Linked DNA regions of Homo sapiens: region 2 is linked to region 1. Evidence: read pairs that join two places in POLR2A ChIA-PET (ENCODE). Cell type or tissue: PC-3. All regions are shown on one strand. Each heading gives the region's core, and the rest is flanking DNA. Links, peaks and the distances in the headings are about the cores only.

Region 1 (7,404 bases), core at 1,126-6,125:
TGTCCTATTCTAAATAAAAGCTTTTCATTTTATTATTGTTATAAACTAAAGTGTTGACTCTGTGATAACTATGGCCTTACATTTTCATGCTTATATGATTACTTTCAATTAAGCCCTATTGCACCCAGTAAATTTGGAGACATTTGAGAGATGACGGGGATTACGAGAAAGGAGATTATTGGGGCTTTAATTGTCCTTTGCCCCAGCGCTTCTACATTTTCCCCTGTAATTCCTTGAGCTCCTTCGTCTTTGAGGATCTCACATTTAACCTCTATTTGCAAATCTCTATTCCCTTGGCCTGCTTTGCTATTGCCAGCCACTTGCTCAGATCTCAGAGGCTTCATTAACTTCACACTGACACTGTGTCCAGTGTTACCTATAACCAATATAGCACGGAATGATAAAGACCACAAACATTGGCTTTATCCTGCTTTCTGTTTCCAAATTTGGCTTTCACCCAGTACTCTTGATCAAGGCACGGAGTCTTCCAGAATGTTTATAATTTCATAGTACCACTTCATTGGCGTAAATTCATTCCTCAACCCAGATGGTGATCCGCTTAGAAGGTTTTTTTCTTCCTTGCTTATTTGTCATTTAGAAAGCCTGAGATTGGGAATAGTAGGTCCATTTTGTAACTGGTCTTTGTGCCAGAGGTAAAAAGCCATTGGCAAGGCTCTCCTATGAAGGGGGAGCTGTTGGCAGGGCTAGGGGCTGGTGGGCGTTGCTCGGTTCCGTTTGGTTTACACTCCCTTGGGGGAATTTGTACCCAAAACTTTTTAAGTTTAGTTTTCTACTGCCTTCTCTCACCTTCCCCAAAAGCATATGTTTTCTGCATCCTTTATCCTGATTCTTTCTTAATAAGCGGAAGTTCCCTTCCTTATAAGGTTTACATTTGTTTGAAAACACTCATGCCTATGATTTTTCTGTAATGTAGCAATGTGTGGGCACTGAGGCTGTCCCTTCTTAGTTTATCAAGTTAATACAAATGCCAGTTTACAATACTAAATTTTCAGACCCAGCAAAGTGTGAACTAATTTCTAGAAACCGTGCATTATGTAAAATAATCATAAATGTGAGTTGCCGCGTAAGGCCAGTAACTGATTTAGGGTAGGCCTGGCCTATCCACAAGTATTTTTTGAATTAAATAATTACTGTGCCGGATGGGCAGGGAATATAGATGATATATAAGTCCCAAGCCCAAACCTCTAGCCTACAGGCTTACTTAAAAGACAGTTATTGAAAAAAGCAAACACAAACAAAACCTACTTACTGGAGTTAAGACAGAGAGAGGCTTGTGGGCTAAAGTAAGAAGAAATGAAATGTCTGACCCCTACTTATTCTCATTGTGTTTGGTTTTAGTTGGGTATTTATGCTGTTGAGAAAGTAGCAATGTACTATGTAGGAAAAGGTACATAATTTTTTATATTATTCCTATGGTAAATAGTGGAAGAAAGTAAAGGTGCCAAAGATGAGAGAGGTAGGATTGGATCTGGTAAAGGTGTTGACTTCTGTGGCTTCCTTTAGGAGGAAGATCCAATTTGGTCATGCCTGCCTAATGCTGAGACTATTCTTAAAGCTTAAATATGATAATAACAAAGAAAAGCAAGCTTTCTAACAATTTGTAAGGGACTGCATCAGGCACACCATCTACCTTGATGGGATTAAATTACTTAATTTTTCCTTAAATCTTTCAGCAAAATAAAATGACAGTAATTTGCTTTAAACAGTAACAAACTGATTGTGTCCTACGTACATCTTTTCTAAGTGGTAAGAACATCATTTAGACAATAATTGGTGTGAATAGCCCCCTGTGTGATGGAGTGTGTGGCCTGTTGGGCTAGGAGCAGCGACCCTGGTTGGAGGAAAGATGAAATTGAGATTTTTTTCCCTGCGTTTTTTCATAATAATATATATGCTGTTTGCTAATAGCATACGTGAATAGTATATAGCTGTCATTACTCTTTCTTCCTCATTGTAGGCCAAATAAAGCTGACTTTAAACATTTATGTTGATAAGGATTTAATTCTGAGTTTATTTATAATCACCATTTATGATTGATGAAGGCATTAATTTGACCTTTCCCTTGACTCAATTGTTAGGAACATTATCATGTATTCTTAGGAATCCTTTAGAGATAAAAAATAAATAAAATCATGGAAAGTGAATCTACTGCCCAGAATTCCTCAAAGAATCTGTAAGACAGTCTTTCCAGTTAGCTAAACTACTTCTATTTCAAACTGATTTCATGAAATTAAATTGGTATATATACAGCTTAATTCCCTCTACCGACCTGCATCTTTTCTATAGGGAAACCACTTGAATTAACAGTGTCCAGAGGTCTGATGATGGATAATGTAGAGAAAACTGTGGTTTCCTCCTTAGTTTCCTGTTCATAGGAATGTCCTCTGTAGTCAGCATGTGCGTGAATCGACCACCGAAAATATTCCCCTGGAGTGTTGAGCAACCTAGAGTGTGTTCTGTAATGACTTCGCTTTGAAATGATCTCTAATCCCAAGACAATACCTCTGCCTCCTTTCTAACAAATATATCTCTTACACCTAGGAGAAGTGATGTCTATTTTTACAGAGTATTTATCAGGCTTATTGAAAGTTACATTATATGCAGGAAGGTTTATCCATGGATGGGAAATTTTCTCTCTTTCAAGTGACCCTTTCCTTCTCAAAGACTGTTTGGTGATACCAAATTCAAGCTGCCCTGATGATACCCTCTCAGGTGACCAAGAAATGTTGGCAGGTTTTTAGTAACAGGAGGAGAAGCCATAGGCTGCTTGGTTAAGATGGAGGTCTTTAGGTAACATTTAAGAGATAAAATAATAAAAAGTGTGTCTGTCTCTTCACTTCCCCTCCCTGGTAGCCAATTGCAGTATATATTGGATGGGAAGAAGCAACTTGTGTGGGTATGTGATTTTTAGATTTATTATGAAAATATTTTATTTTTTATTATTGTATAAAAATTTTACTTTGAGCATTGCTGGTAATCCATCTTTGTTTATGTGAGGCTCTCCAGGTATTTAATATCATTGAGCCTTAATATGAAACTCCCTATAAATTATTTGGCTTCTCATTAGTGTTTAATATAAAAAGAACCTATAATAAATGATCAGCCCCTCCTAAGAACAGAGCATAAGTAAAGAGAGCACTTCAGGTTAGCAGCAAGTGTGCCCACACTAAACTCTCTTCCTCGGCTTGCTTTCCTTTTCTGCAATAGAAGAGTCCCAGCTGTCCTGTACCTTTATTTCCCATTTGCATTCTGCCACACCATTGCCTTGTAGGGGGGACTTTGACTGAGAAGCCAGATTAGCAGGTGCATCCGCCTCTGATGGTGTGAACCACACATTTATGGTAGTCCATTGGACCTTTCACCCTGTCCCCCATGACCAAGCTCCTCAACACTGCCATGCATGAAATACTTTGCTTTTATAATGCTGTCAGATAAGAGAATTATCTTTTTGGAACTAATTGTAATAGAAGGGCATTGATGTTGCACAATAGCAGAAAAGCTACTTTTAAAATTGTTACCAATTTCTGATTCAGTTCATTGGTAAAAATATGTATAATTATTTGCTAGCATACATGGGTAGTGGACAAATGATAGTATTATAGTTTTCACTATGCTCATCTTTAAATAACAATCTTGGGGTAGTGTAAAGGACACACAATTATCGTGACTTCTGTTTGACCCATAAGAGAAATGCATATTCGGGTTGTACTTTTCTCAAATGACTACAACCACCAATACTTTACATAACTCTTGACTTTTTAGGGCAGGGCATTTAGCTTTAAAATACTCCCATTGAGGGAAAAATAATATTTACCCTAATTTCCTCCCTCTGTCCCTTTTCGCTTCTATCTAACCAATCTGCGTGCTTTTATGTATTTTTTTTTTTTTTTTGGAACTTATTTTCTATCTGGAATGCTTATCTAAACAAAGAGTTAGATGGCCTTGATAAGTGAGACTAATGGAATCGTTTCCCTCTAACTTCATAAAAACTTTAAGGATTATCTTTCTTGAGTTCTCTGTATTTCTGTTTTAGAAGAAAAGAACAAAATTTCAGAAACAAGATTATAGTGCTTTTGCTAAAGTATAAATACGTGGGCCCTATACAAACTGGCAAATTCATTAGTCTTAAAGCAGACATCCAAGCTATTGTGGGTGTTTGGATGACACCATTTTCACAGTAGGAAATCATTTCATTCTGAGCGTGGACTCGGCATTGGTTAACGCAGTGAGTTTTATGTGGTATAAACACCTGGAAGTGAGAGAAAAGACAGCACAGAAGCTCTGTGGGAGCTCTGCTGAGCATTGTATAATATTCTTGAACCAATCACCCGACAGCCACTTCCTGGAATAACAATGTCCTTGTTAAATTTTTTTCAAGTTTATCCCATAAATATGTCCATATACTTGAGGGCGGGAGGATTAATATGAATGGATATTAGGGGAGGGGGAATGATTATGAATGGATATCAATATAATTTGTAGAATTTGGGTACCTGGCTCTATTTGTTTGTAAAAGTCCTCAGAATGGAGCCTCAATTTATGCCTCGCACTTATAAAGGGTATTTGGCAAAGCCTCTTCCTTTCTTTAACCTGAAGTGATCTGCTGAATTTTAATCCTTTATCCACACTTCATAGCAAGGTTGGAGAATTGGAAGTAAAAAGAAAGATCTGAGGAGCTGAAGGATCCTTTTAGAAAGATCATGGCTAGGACGGTGACACTGATTTTCTACCAAAATGCCTACATTTACTTTGCAGTTAAAAGAAAACATTAATCCAAGTGCTAATCCTAAAATACTGCCCTCATTTAATATCTAAACTACCTAAGCAACCATAAATCATACCCTTCTCCAGGAACCTTTTCTGGCATTCAAAGTCAGCTATCCGAATCTTAACTCTAATCAAAAGTCCATCTCAAATCCTGTCTCCTCCATGAAGACTCCAGTAACGTTAGTTACCGTCAGTCTGGCTCTGTGCTGAGAATGAGTGTGGAGATCAATAATATTCACTGACATTTATGCAGTGCCTCCTACCTGCCAGGCACTGAGCTAAATAAATTCCTTACCTCTCACCTAGTCCACACAATAGCCTTAAAGATACATGTTATTATTAGCAACATCTTACAGATGAGGAAGATGAAGCCCGGGGTGGTTAAGGGAAACATCCACGGTCACAGAGTTAGTAAAGGGCAAAGTCAGACTTTGAACCCAGCCTGCCGGGAGTCCAGAGACCACTTCCCTACAGGCTGCCTTGAGTTGCTGCAGCCCTCTTTCAAATCATACATTTTTGATTCAGTGATGCTCAGTTTTCACCTCACTATACTTGATCCTTCATCCTCAATTTTTTATGTTATTTTTGATGTCCCAAACACAGCTACCAAGACCCTAAGCTCCTTGTCCATACCATTTTTCAGAAAGCAGAACATGGTCCTAGACACATACATAGTACGTGTGTGATCAGTACTTGCAGGGCTGCACTGAGTTGATATGGACAGTGCCAAAAATTAGGGAAGGAAATTTGATGCGGACCTAGGGAAACTTTATTCCAAAGGCTTCAAGAGGTGATTGTAGAGGAGGTGAATTGGGACCCAGGGCAGGTGCTTAAGCAGGAAATAACAGAGCCAAATGTATAACCACTTACGAATGAGAGCTTTTAGCTGAAGGATGAAAACATAAGGGTGGTGCACGTGTGTCTGTGTGTGTGTCTCTGTCTGTCTGTCCATCTTCATTTGTGACTTGGCAAGGCACAGAGCTGGGCAGGAGTGAGATGGACAGACATGCAATATAGGTAATGTCAAGGCTCCATTCTTCAGAAACATGAAGCTGATGAAGTTACCAAAAGAGAAGGATTTAGAAATTTGAGGAATTCTGTCCATCTTTGCTGTGTTGAGTTCCTATTCACGCCCTCACTGCAAGTTAGAAAATTAACGATTAAATGGAGGGTGGAAATGGTTGCACAACAATGTGAGTGTACTTAATGCCACTGAATTTTACTCCTAAAAAATAGTTGAAATGGTCAATTTTATGTTATATATATTTTACCACAATAAAAATAAAATTAAAACGGAGGAAGATATTGGGGCTAGAGAGGCTTTTGGACTTTATTTTTTTTTTTTAAAAAAAAAGGTCTTGGTGACTGAAGGTTTAACCAAATAGTTCAACATGTGAGGTCTTTACCTTGAGGCATGTTGTATTCTTTTTCTGCTGAATTTTGTGGGGGGTTTTCCTGGCTCATTGAACAACTTCCTTTGGAAACCTATTTCATAGGTCCATACAGAATAGTATCTTCTAGTGAGCCAAAGTAGAGGGAAAGAAGAGCATGGATGGCAGAGAGAGAATCATTCTCGTGAAGCTGGGTGGCAGAAGGATTTCTGTAAGATTGGATATCAGTTTCAGCTGAATGGTTTTTTTGATTGGCGTAGAACAATCTGAAGAAGAGGAAGCCACTCACTGTCAATTTGCTATCATGTCAATTCCTTTCCCTTCTCCTGTCAACTGCATTGCCCAGGCTCCCTGACCCTTATGCTTCTGATTTGCTCTGGTCAGGGAGGGACAGACAGAATTTTGAGGGGAAGAAGGACAAGTATGGGAGAAATGAGAGATATTCTTACCTGTCTGTGCTTTGGATGAAGTGGCTGGGGTGGGGGGACTTTTTTCCCGCCGTGGCTGCATGTTCTCCATGGCTTCATCTTCCCACTAGACAGCCCTTTCTTCCATGGTCCCAGATTCCACTGGGCAGCCCCTGCCATGGTCCCAGTTCTCACCAGATGGCCCTGACTTCTATGATCTAGTAAAGACACCTCCTGCCCGCATCTCTGCAGCCCTGTGGGCATTAGTGGCTTCCTGCAATCTCTGAATGGCTTTAGTATCTTGGTTGAGACTCTTAGTACTTCTGTCACCTGTGTAGCCAGTTTTCTGTATTACATTCCTTAGCTTGGAATAACTGGAGTGGTTTCTGTTTGCCTGATACAATAAGATACTTGGATTGCGATGATGTATCTTCTTTAGGTGTTTTTAAAATGTCTTTATTTCAGTGTATAGTTAGTAAAAAAAAAAAAAAAAAAAAAAGAAAGAAAAAAGACTAAGGACATAGAGGTTCATAACAATATATAATTGGTAGACCCCAACCCTTGTTTCAGTCAGAGAATCCCTCCTATGTTTACGATACATATTTAAGTTCTTTGTAAGATACGATTTGAAAAACAGGTTTCACTGCTTAAAAACAAAGTTTTTTTTGTTATTATTTTGGTTTTTTTTAAAGACAAGGTCTTGCTCTGTCACCCAGACTGGAGTGCAGTGGTGTGATCGGTGCTCACTGCAACCTCGAATTCCTAGGCTTCAGCAATCTTCATGCCTTAGCCTCCAGAGTAGCTAGAACTACAGGCAC
Region 2 (7,404 bases), core at 1,631-6,630, 490 kb after region 1:
ATGTAGGACAAAAGGAAAAATGTTTCTGCAGAGAGAAAGAGAGAAAGAGAGAGAAAGAGAGAGAAAGAAAGAGAGGGAAAGAGAGAAGAATACAGATAGAGAACAGGGGGGTGTGAAATATATACCCATGAAATTTTCTCCAAGTCTTTCTACAGGTGCTAAACTCAAAATATGTTTGGGTGTGAATAGATTTTTGCAGAAACCAGTGACCAGACTTGGCTTCCTTCCTGGATTGATGTGTTGCAGTGCAAGGCAGAAGCCCAAGGAAGCCACTCCTGAGCCCTGGCAGGAATCGCAGAATTCTGCCTTTCACAGTCCTACAGAATTTGCAGTTGTCCAAATTTAAACAGATTTCAAAATTCTCATTTGACACCTCTGTTTTATTTGGGGGTTCTGTCCAGTATCATTTGAATTAAGAGACTGTACTGAACCAGGAGTACAGCCTTACCATGACTTCCAAACTGTAGAGTGCATTGTGCAGGGATAGGAGGAGCTTGTGGAATCTGCTAAAACTCTTGCTAATTTTGGAAATTCCATTTGTATTAAGAGTAAATGTATGGAAACCATTTTGAGATAGATAATATAGCCTTTGGAGGAAAATGCATTGTTTAATATTGGCTACTTCAGAAAGAAGCTCGGAATATGCTGAATCATAAACAAGACATGTGGTAGCTTTGGACAATTTATGAGATGTAAGAACATACATAGGACATCCTGATTTGAAGTATGATTTTGTTAAGAGAGAGGAAAGACATTTTGTGGCAAACTCCTACTGGCAGGAAAGCCCCTTACTTTTCCAGAAATGAATGTCAGGAAATGGAAGAAAAACCAGAGAGGTAAACTACTCCATCTCCATGAGCTAAGATGCTCACATAAACACCTAATCCTCTCTTGTATGTGGATGAGGCCCCAGGGAGAGGAGCTGCAAAGGGCAGGGTGCCCACTTAACAATATCCTTCCACTGGGTGGACTCAAAGATCCAGGGAGGCCTCTAACTCTGAGGGTGAAGAAAATGTGGCACAAGGTTTGGGTTGGGAGTTCATCCATTCTTGGGGCTCCCTTAAGCCCTACCACTGTCAACTCCATTAACAATAGTGGTATATTCACAGGATTCTCTTCCTCTAGGTTCTTTGGAGATCTCCATTGACAGAAAAGGCCTTTGTGGTTGAGCTGAGTGGAAGCAACCCATTAGGTAAATGAAGAGGCAAAGCTGGATGAGGATTCTAATAGGATCTTTAGAGACTGGCTTTCTCCAAGGTCTTAGGATAAAGATAGAAGGACATCAAGGCCGTTGAGTGAGAAGGGTGGGTGTGAAAGGGAACTGAATGCTGAGTCGTCAATGTGCTGTATCTTCTCCTTTCCTTTCCCTTGGAGGGAGAACTTGGTAAAAGCTGTGAAAGACTGATAATATTCCCCTTCTCTCCTTCACTTAGGGGAAGGTTTAAAAAAAAACACTTGATTGCAATATGATTGACATATGAAAAGCTGTATGTATTTAACATATATAGCTTGATGAGTCTGGGATAAGTTTAGGCCTGTGAAACCAACACCATCATCAAGGCCATAAATATATTCATTACCTTTCAAAGTTTCCCCCTGCCCCCTTTATTAGTATTATCATTAATTTGTTTGTGGTAAGAACACTTAATATAAGATCTATCCACTGGGCACGGTGGCTCACACTTGTAATCCCAGCACTTTGGGAGGCCGAGATGGGTGGATCAAGAGGTCAAGAGATCGAGACCATCCTGGCCAACATGATGAAACCCCCTCTCTACTAAAAATACAAAAATTAGCAGGTTGTGGTGGCACGCGCCTGTAGGCCCAGCTACTCGGGAGCCTGAGGCAGGAGAATCACTTGAACCCGGGAGGTGGACACTGCAGTGAGCCGAGATCATGCCACTGCACTCCAGGTTGGGCAACAGAGTGAAACTCCGTCTCAAAAGAAAGAAAAATATATAAGATCTATCCTTTCAGCAAAATTTAAGTATACAATAAGAGAATATCATTACCTGTAGGCACTTTGCTGTGTAGTAGATCTCTAGAACTTATTTATCTTACATAACTGAAATTTTGTACCTTTTAACTGTTACCTCCCCATTTCCCCCTCCCACCAGCTCTCAGCAACCACCACTCTACTCTCTCTTAACAAGATGGGGAAAATTGCATTCACCAGAATTCACTTAGACGGGCAAATGTCTTTGAGAAAGGGCTTGGAGTACAGAACGAGCTTTCAATATTATGAATAGAGGTCTTTAAAAAAGTTAGATTCAAGGGGCACATGTGCAGATTTGTTATATGTTATATTTGTGTATTGTATAATGTTGAGGTTTGGGCTTATAATCATCCCCTTGCCCAAGTAGAACACAATACCTGATAGGGATAGAGCTCTTTTGAGCTAGACAAGCAAAGACCTTGCTCACTTCTTGGAGAGAAGGAAGGATAGATTGGTACTGGTGAATCCACCTGGATGACAGAAAGTCATGTGCTCTAAGATGCAATCTCTCTTCATGGCTGTCTAAATTTGTAATAAAGGTAATAAATTCAAGAAATGCTGGGGCATGAGTGGATTTTGGTGGAAGCCAATGAGGAGGTTTAAGTTGGAATTACAGGAGCACATGGATAGGAGAGTATGGGGTCAGATAGAAGGATGAGAAACTTGAACGTCCCCAGAGTGTTCTGCATCCTTACAGTCTGTATAATTGGCAGCTAATTATACATATGTATGATATGATGTGTGTGTTCATGTGTGTGTGTGTGAGTGTGTGTGTGTGTGTGTATGTGTGTGTGTCACCTAGCTGAGTGAAAGAAAGGAGTCATATCTTTCTGGGAACCTTCCTGGCCCCAGGACTGTATGTTTCCATGGCAGCACTTTACACACTGTATTATAATTACAACCCTTTCCACTCCTTTTTTTTTCTTCTGGACACAGACGTTTCCAATCCACTGAACTATCACTGTTCCCTCACTCAAAGGCTCCCTTGTCTTTCTGTTTCCATAGGAAGTCCATGCAGATGAGGCAAAATCCTTTCAAATAATTCTGACCTTGTCCCCATCAGATGGATCTAATAAGACCAAAATAAAAAGGAAGGGTGTGGGGGAATCCTCTTTGAGTCCCACATGACTGCCATCCTCATTCCTGCCTTTACATCTTTGTTTATCATAGCCTCTTGTCCAAATGTCTTCCTTCCACCTAAATCTTACCCATTTTTCAAGGCCTAGCTACAGGCACACCTTCTCCTAAGCTTTTCTGTGGTGCTTCTAGTCCTTGTTGATCTCCTCTCTAGCAAATATCTTGTCTCTCCAAGTCCATTGCCTCATGAGGATGAGACAAGTTTTATACTTCTGAAACTCCCGTGGTGTGTAACCCACAGTGAGCATTTAATTTAAGTGCATTTATTGCACAAGTAAGTGTGGTCTACTGACTAAAAATGTAAGCCCCTAGAGGGCATGGTCTAGGACTTGCAGGTGTTTCTTACAAGCCTTCACAGATTTTAGTGTGTTAGACTATATTGAACAATGAGAACGATGAGAGTACTAGAAACTTCCTTAAAGACTCAAGGGGGTGCATGCTGGCTCTGATACTTTATGATGGATGTGTAACAGCAATAAGCTGTTCTGTAGGTGTCCTCTCAGTGGCCAGGCCAAGAGAACAATTATTACAATTATCACCTACTGAGATTTCAACCAATTTCCTTGTGCAATTGTTTCTATAAGGCTTCTTAAAGGACCCAACATCCTGACTCTGAATTTATCCTGGATTGACTAATGTATTATTATTAGTAGAAAAGACACAAGGGCAAAGTGTAAGTAGAAAATCAGCAGCCATTGGTCCATAGTAAGACTGGAAAAATGGAAGTAAGCCAGAGTCTCTTTTCTCACTCAAAGAGCTCATACCTTTCTTAAAGTCTTGTGTTATTAATAATAATAATAAAAAACTTTGTCAGCTACTTGGATGCAGACAACATTCCAAAACCAACAGAAATGGTTTTGAGGAGCCAAGTCTTAGGGTTTGTATAATTGCTAAACACTGTGCTTCTCAACTTTCATAAGACAAACCCATCTTCAAAATTTATTTATGAGATGAATAATTGAGCCTGAAAATTTGAGTCTGACATTTCCTGTCCCTATTGTGGACCTCTGCAGAGTTGTCTTAATCACGTTTTCAGTAGTGTCCAAGAATGACATTGTTCTGACCCTTTTAAAGCAGAAACCACAGACTTTTTTTTAGCATAAGCGATTGCCTCAATTTGGTAACCATTTCCTTTGGGGCATGCAATTGTTTCTTTTTTACTGGTGGAATATGTCCTGCAGAAATGGAGGAATCACATCCTTTGCCCAGCTTTCCCCTACTCTGTCAATGCAATGGAAGATTTGACTTCATAAAAAGCCATTATGTGTCATAGAAAAAGGATATTCTTTTTCATCCCTGTAAAAGTTATCTTGCCCAGGGAGTCACATAGAGAAGGGTTGGGTGAGGCAGGAATGAACTGACTCATTGATATATCTCCGGTGAACTCTCTGGATTGCTTTAGAGGGATGAAATTAAGCAGTTGAATGATTGTCTAAATTCCGAGGCAGGGAACTGGCTTAAGAACAACAAACACAATTTGGGCCTGCATAAAATAGAGGGCTTTTTAGGGGATCAGAAGAAACCTGTTTTGCACAGGTGTTACTCTAATTGTGATCCAGAGCTATGGAGAATTTCACAGTGTGCTGTGGTTCCTGCACTGAGACCACAGCTGTTATAATTCATGCTCCTTACCCCGTGTGGTGGTCTTGCATTATTACATAGGTCCATAATAGGATGCACAAAGAAAAATAAAACAAGATATCAAGGCTCATGCTTTGTTTGAGTGAGTGGGGGTAGCTTTCCTCCCGTATGTAGGTTTTGATCTGTTTAACAGGCCTTTGGAGAGCCAAATGTACAAAATGAAAACTTCTCCCAGTATTTAGAGTCACTTTTTTCAGTGGTTACCACGTAAAGATTGCACATACTTTGAAGTTAATGTGGAAGGCAAAATTAAAGAAAACAAAAACAAAACTTTGATGTTCCGGAGACCAACATCCAGGTCAATAGGATAAAAGCTTCTGGCCGAGCGCGGTGGCTCATGCCTGTAATCCCGGCACTTTGGGACGCCGGCGGATTGCTTGAGCCCAGGAGTTTGAGACCAGCCTGGGCAACATGGTAAAACCCCGTTTCTACAGAAAAGACAAAAAAAATTAGCCCGGCGTGATGGCATGTGCCTGTAGTAGCAGCTACTTAGGAGGCTGAGGTGGGAGGATCACCTGAACCCGGGCAGTCTAGGCTGCAGTGAGTGGTGATTGTGCCGCTGTACTCTAACCCAAGGGACAGAAGAAGACCCTGTCTCAAAAAAAAAAAAAAAAAAAAGAAAAGAAAATTTCTGAAAATTGGGATTTTTGCTATTATCTCTCTTAAAAGTTGGCTTGGTCCTGAATGTTAAAAAGTCTTTGAGATACAAATTATTATCTGCTACATTTGATTCTGGGGGTAAGAATAGAAAATATCCATTCCTTTTCATTAGTAGATTTACATGGTGATCTGCTTTTAAACTGGTGGTTGAGTTTCGTTGGGGATTGTAATTCTGCACAGGGTCAGCAGAAGGTTGTGAAACATGGGACGCAGTAAGGTCAATCAGTTTTTAAGGTTGTGTGTCTTGTTTGTCACGCTTCCTGGGATGAGGAAACAAGGTACTTAATATCTGTGAAATTAACATTTAAAAAAATCAACAATAAATAGCTTTTCCTTGGTTACTCAGAACTCGTTATTGAACTGTCAGTGGGATTGCTGGGATTGCTTTTTAATTTTGAAAATCTTGTCACTCTATCCTAGGTGACTATCTCCAGTTGAAAACTCTTGGTGTTGGATGTTCTTACCTCCCCAACTTTCTACAGAGCTTTTTCTTTCTCACTGAACTCTATATAAATTGCTTTACAGTCACTTTCACACATGGCTATATTTCAGTGCTTCTTCCTTCCTGTTCCCATAGCACCTTATATATTATATTGGCAAAGGGATTATAAATACTTCAAATAATAGGAACTATTGTACTCTTATCTCTGTATCTCTATTAATCTAAATTTATTCATTAGCTCAAAGATTATTCTCCATCTCTTACTTTTTTTCACAAGCCTTTGTTTCTTTTCTTAATAGGCCCTCTTTTTATCATCCCACTTAGAGACAGTCTTTTTATATAACTTTAATGTGGTAATCTTCAAATTAAGCTACACATTGGAATCACATAGAGAGCTTTAAGAAGATACTAACATTTGGGTCCCATCTCTAGGAATTCTGATTTAATTGGTCTAGAGTGTTGCCTGGACATTAAGTTTTATTCCCCTCCAGAGCTCCCTGGGTGGTTCTGATGTCCAGCCAAGATAAAGGGCCACTGCTCTGATGACCTATTGATACTAATCATGAGTTTACTTGGCTTTGTGCTCTCTGCCAGTGTGTAGCATTTTAACCTTTGCAATGATTTTTACTTAAAATAATAAAACTAATGATTACCGAGCACTTCATTTAAGAAACACTTAACAATTTATTTTCCCTTCACAAAAATAGTATGAGATAAGAGATAGTGTTGTTCCCATTTTACAGATGAAGAAACTAGAGCATGAGGAAGGTAAGTAAATTGCCTCAAGTCACAGAGCTGGTAAATAAATGGCAGAGCTGAGATTTCTACCCAGGAAGGTTGGCTCCAGAGTCCACCTTTGCAGTCATGACATTATGCTGTTGTCTGTCATGCCTTCTTGGGACAATGACTTCTGATTAATGGGGATTTCCAATTACAGAGAAAATTTGCTAACTAGTCACGTAGCATTTCTGTCATTGCTTTTATCTATATGGGTTTGCACTGAGTAGTATGAGGAAGAAGAAATTCCTACTACAGAGAGGAGACAGACCAAAATATACAAGAAAATATGTCACAGAGGCATAGAAACACTTAATCTAGTGTTTTCAACAGTGGCATTATTGACATTGTTGGTCAGACAATTTTTTGTTGAAGGGAAGGAGGAGCTGTCTTCGTCATTATAGGATGTTGAGCCTCTACATTCTACTCTGTTGATGCCAGTAGCACCCTTCTCCCAAGTTGTTACAATCAAAAATGTTTCCAGACATTGCCAAATGTCCCCTCATTGAGAACTACCACTCTAATCAAACAGACTTTGAGTTAGTAACAGTAATTAAACTATTAAGATATTGTGTTGGATAGTGACAACTTTTTACAATGAAAATGTGTCATAATTTGTTTATTCAAATGAGCGTTTCCACCCAAGTAATTGGCTTGGAAGCCTGCACACTTATTCCAATAACATTGCTGTTGCTCAAAATATTTTTGAAGTTTTGTTCAGATCATGTGGTACAATTTCTTCATATTACCC

Evidence for each region. ChIA-PET counts read pairs that join two places held together with the same protein. Peaks named below come from ENCODE experiments on the same cell type or tissue, not always from the same donor. Only the 100,000 strongest peaks of a DNase experiment are listed, where the experiment ranks them.
Region 2: POLR2A ChIA-PET joins it to region 1 with 5 read pairs; 2 of 35 experiments call an interaction of 5 or more read pairs at or near these places.

The regions. Positions count from the first base shown.
Region 1 is chr5:53,925,679-53,933,082 of GRCh38, reverse strand. The region is part of intron 4 of ARL15 (ARF like GTPase 15); the gene reads left to right. Among named protein-coding and RNA genes, the nearest start is that of MIR581, 22 kb to the left of the region's middle. In PC-3, for the core only: no CTCF peak of the experiment used is centred there; no DNase peak of the experiment used is centred there.
Region 2 is chr5:53,436,000-53,443,403 of GRCh38, reverse strand. No RefSeq gene overlaps it. Among named protein-coding and RNA genes, the nearest start is that of FST, 41 kb to the left of the region's middle. In PC-3, for the core only: no CTCF peak of the experiment used is centred there; a DNase peak (open chromatin) is centred at 4,363; H3K27ac peaks cover 3,494 bases.